2 separate regions of the Homo sapiens genome follow, and region 1 is linked to region 2. The links are chromatin loops, found by intact Hi-C in ENCODE. Cell type or tissue: psoas muscle. All regions are shown on one strand.

Region 1 (2,500 bases), 1.4 Mb before region 2:
GCAAAAACTAGGAATATAACAAAGTTATTCAAATATTCTAATATTAAAAATCTTCTTTGTCTTTCTGATGGTTTCATTTGTAGAAATAACTCTAAACATCTGGATGGGTCACCAAAAGGTGTTGTGGCCTCTTAGTTCTACTTTGAAATTAAAGGCCCTTTTTAGAGGAAAAAAATATCTGAAGTCCAACCCTCACCCCTCCTCCTGCCTTGTCTAGGATCTTCAGCATTAGAAAGATTGCTGGCCGGTTACCATAACACCCAGGGCCCTTGGTGGCTGCTCTGTGGGATCAGCCAATCCTCGCAGCCACTCACCTGGCCTGCGCATGGTGAGGCACACCCTTTGGATTCACCTGGTCCAGCAGCTGCTGCCTTCTCGCTGCTTCTTTCTTCCTACAGCGCCCCTGAAGAAGGTTGTTTCTGAGGGTCCTGAAGAGAAGTTTTGTATTCTGCATTGCTGACATCTGCTGAAAGGGCCAACATTTTTAAAAAGCGTCAGATCAGTCTACGTGTGGTCTTCCTTCCTTACTTGGATGGACTGGCCACCATGAAAGTTTTTGGAATTATTTCTCTTAAGTCCTCAGAAAAATAATCTTACCTCCTTCTTGTCCCTGAATTTCTTCACATTCTCATAGAAATAGCATAAGTCTCCAAATTAAACACCCCAAACCCCCTCAATAAGTCCTCTTCCTTAGAGTAACCCCGTCATTTGGCATTCTACACCTAGAGGAGGGCATCAAAGAGGACTAAGCCTGTGGTTGCTCACATTTAGGGTTGTGGATGCCTTTGAGAATTGGATGATAACTCATGGATTTATTTCCAGCGAAATACTCACACATTCCATTCTGCATACAATTTCAGTGGACTCACAGGCTCACCCGAAATCCATTTATTTCACCCCAAGTTAAGAACTTCTACCAAATGCAAAGAAGGAATGAGATGTCTCATTTCAAGGGTTTCAGCACTTGAAATTTAAAGCGTAATAACAAAGTGGCCACATGGTGTCACTCTAACATCAACAAATCCAAGACTTTTAGCACTAGGAAGGTAGATCCTAGGCCTGTGAACCTGAGGACCTGGGTAAGGCAATGCCCACTGGAAATTATTTGGCAAGATTCAGGCACTTGACTTTTGCAGGCCATTCATGTAAAGGAGAGAAGGAGGGAAAACTATCCTTGGCAAAGTTAATTAGTCAACATCCTTCGCTATTGTGGTATTTGAGGAGGTTGCCATCTGTGTGAAGAAACTTACTCACTGGAATTTAGTAATGAAAAGAAAATGTTCTTTCTGGGAAAAAATAGAATGCTTTTTTCTAAAATGTACTATGCTGTTTCTCTTCTTACAAAGAACTGAATTCACTTGCTAGGTATTTATAATTTTAAAAAATTTGAAAGGCAGCTGTGAAGTTTTAGTTGTATACTTTTTCAGTCAACATTGAGATAATAATCTTTCTTTTTTCCTAAAGAAGAAATATTTGAAATTTAGGGTTCAGGAAAAGACATGTTAAAAAAGAAAAATTCTCCAAAAATATGTTAGTAACTAGAAGTCTTGCTGCATCATTTTTGCCATATCAGAGCCCTTCTCTTTTCCATCTGTACCCATTTCCAGTGCTGCTCCCTGTAACTCTTCACTGACATTTTCTATTCCAGAGTATCTGATCAATCACTTCAGACTGAACTCTGGCCTGTTCTTGTGGCCAAAAACTTCCACTGAGACATACAATGTGAAGAAATCATACTTACGTTGGGAGATATTCAAGGTGGAGTTTGCCACTTGCTTAGTCTTAAATATTGCAATGTATGACAGGAGCAGAATCTGTGGTTTCACTGGAGGGAAGGTTTTTTCATGGCTATAGCTTATACTGAATTGATTAATGAATAGTTTGGTATGTGACATTAAATGTTACCTGAATGCAGTGCTCAATGACAGGATGAGACTTCTGATGGGACTTGCTGTGAAGACCAGATAAGAAACACATCTGGCAGATGTCAAAGTTGAGACACTTCAGACAGCGGTATCTGCCAGTTAAAATAGAAGCACAGCTTACGTCACTAGTAGATGAGAAAAAAAAAAAAAAAAGAATATCCAGGTAGAGAATGAGCAACCCAAAATATACAGAAGATGTCTGAGCTGCCAAATCAGTGTAAAGTTTCTCCCAAACTATAGGATTATTAAATGACTCTAATGCGTTTGTTTACTCAAATACATCTTCATATGATAGTATTTTCAAATGGCATTATATTAATGCCATATACGCTATGGTATAGAAGTCTGATTTATTTCCCAAAATACGAAGTGCCTTCTATATGCAGGGTGCTGTGTGCTACAACCTTTAGGATAAACCCTTAAATCTGCAGCTGCGTTTTGTGCAGCTGCACAATGCACTCAAATTCTTTGAATTTAATAGCTAATTTAAAAATAGATTTCAATAAAATCAAATTTTGGCTTGTCTTAAACTTTTGCAGGGTATGATAATATTGGGCCTGTATTCCTGAGTGGTG
Region 2 (2,500 bases):
CTTGGCCTCCCAAAGTGCTGGGATTACAGGCGTGAGACACCTCACCCGGCCTTATTTAATCCTTTTTATAGAAGGATAATGCTTGAGACCTTCAGAAATGATCAAATGATGATTTGCCATATCTTCTTTCACATTTAGGTTAAACACTGTCCTGGGAACAACTCTAATTGGGGATGAAAGAAGAATAGAAAAGGACAATATAACTTATGCTAGGTTATTAAAACTTAGTGGGAAGTAACCAAGTATCTTGAATAATGTGTCTAAAATAGATCTCTATGGTTTTGCCCCAAACCTGCTCCTTCTCCAATAGTCACCTCTTTTTAATACATGGTACTGGTATTCGCCCAGTTACTCAAACCAAAAACTAGAGAGCCACCCTGGGCTCTTCCTCTCCCTCCACTCCCAAATTCAGTCCATCTGTAAGTCCTGTTAGTTTGTCTTCCAAAAAAATTCCCACATTCTTCCACTTTGCTTCTTTTTTTGTCCTCTGTGGTCCCCTGGTCCAAGCCCCTGTCATCTGTCACATGATCAGCACAGTGACTTCTGACCAGCCTCCCCCTTTCCCCCTCACTACAGTCCATTTTCTCCATGGCAGCCAAATTTAAAGATCACACGTGTCATACCCCTGCAAAAAAGCATCCTTTCTCGCAGAACAAAATCCAAACTCCTTTTGGGGAACCTGGAGTACCTACTTGCTCTAGGCACTGTGCACCTGAAGCCCTTTTTCTCCCTGTCTCTCCCTTGCTTTCTCTTCTGGCTGTGTGGCCCCCGGGCTCTGCAGATGCTCCTTGTGCATGGCAGGGTCTTCTCCAAGGACCTTCATGTGATTCCCCCATTCACATCATTCAAGTCTGCCCGAATTCTTTCTCCCCAGCAAGGCTTTCCCTCACTGTCCTATCCAAAAGGGCACCTTGCCCTTCATCTCCTTTCCCTGCCTTCTTCTTCCATACAGACCTCCTCACCCTGCAATTATGTTGTATCGTTCAACTTGTTTGTTTCTGCCTGAACTGTCTCTGTCTCTAGAATGGAATCTCCTCAAGCAGGGATGTGGTCTTTCTTGTAATCCACTAAGAGTTCAGCTCCAAGAGCAATTCTTCACATACGGAAGGTACTCAAGGAATATTTATAGAATAAATGAATGGTCTCATCTTAATCTTTTCTTCTCCTATGAGAGAGAACATTTTGGGAGTGAGGATCAATGTTAGACGTGATTAAGAGCCCTAGAGAATAAGAAGTTATAATAACATGCAGCAGATGCAAGAAAAAGCAAATTGCATTTTTGCCATGGATTGCTGTGGATATATCCAAGTGCTGCACATAGATATTTGGGCTGTAGATTTATGTGGCGTAGAGAGATGCTCACCCCAAAAGACACTGCACTAAATGCTGTGCAGGCTCACTATAATCAGTAAGTGCTTATCGCCCCCTTCAGGTGCTTATCTTCTTGAGAACAGAGACAGTGACTCATGTTATATTTTATTATAGTAATTTGCAAATAGCAGGTAATACATAAATATTTGCTAAATTGAATGACATTGATCCTTTCCACATCTGGAATGAATTTTTAGGTTCTGGTGTGCGTGTGTGTGTGTGTGCGTGTGTGTGTGTGTGTTTACATTCAAAATATCTATTTTGAAGTGATCAGATCTGGGGGCCTTGTTACTTCTTCCTAAGTCGATTTATCACAATTCCAATGAAAATACCACCAAACTTTCCTATGGAGCCAAACAAATTAATACTAAAGTTTATATTTTAAAAATAAGCAAGAATAGTCGAGAAACCAATAAAAAAGAAAAACTTTTAGCAGGGAGTAGCCTGCCACATATTAAAATATTCTATAAAGCCCCTAATAATTAAAACATTTCCTGTTCTTGGATAGGATGACTAAGCAGCACAAAGATGTCAGTTGTCCAAGTCAATTTATTAACGATCATAATCCCAATAAAAATAGCAGCTAGCTTTTTAAATGAAGCCATACAAGTTGATACTAAAGTTTATATGGAGAAACATGTAAAAATAGCCAGGGAAACATTTAAAAACACACAAAACTTTGAAGTAGACTAACAGATATTAAAACACACTATAAAGCCTTTTATAATTAACACACAGTGGTACTGTCCCATGACTAGACAAGTAGACTAATGCAGCAGAATAAAAAGTCCAGAAATAGAAAGAAACACATATGGTAATTGACTATATGAAGAACTGGCATCTCAAACCATTGGGTCAAAGATAAACTTTTGTTATTATTTTTTAAAATCTACCAGTTATCCTCAAGTTCTACAAAGATAAGCTTTTAAATAAACGGTTCTGGGACAGATGGTACATTTGGAAAAAGATAAAATTAAATTCATACGTCACACCATATTGAAGAATAAATTCAAAGTAGGAATCTAAATGTAAAATACAAAATCACACAAGTGCTAGAAGAAAACATGGGTGAATTCTTCTTTAACCTTGATATAGAGAAAGCCTCAAAATCTAGAGGCAATAAAAGAAA

Evidence for each region. Hi-C counts contacts between places; a loop is a spot of excess contacts. Peaks named below come from ENCODE experiments on the same cell type or tissue, not always from the same donor. Only the 100,000 strongest peaks of a DNase experiment are listed, where the experiment ranks them.
Region 1: a loop joins it to region 2, with 4 times the contacts of the local background. A loop is called at or near these places in 16 of 110 quality-filtered maps.

The regions. Positions count from the first base shown.
Region 1 is chr2:206,692,861-206,695,360 of GRCh38, forward strand. It overlaps DYTN (dystrotelin), which reads right to left. Exons shown (of 12, transcript NM_001093730.1): 8 at 1,906-2,017; 9 at 315-463. Among named protein-coding and RNA genes, the nearest start is that of DYTN, 24 kb to the right of the region's middle. In psoas muscle, a CTCF peak has its summit at 991 (motif pointing right); no DNase peak of the experiment used is centred here.
Region 2 is chr2:208,060,867-208,063,366 of GRCh38, forward strand. No RefSeq gene overlaps it. Among named protein-coding and RNA genes, the nearest start is that of PLEKHM3, 37 kb to the left of the region's middle. In psoas muscle, a CTCF peak has its summit at 1,442 (motif pointing left); no DNase peak of the experiment used is centred here.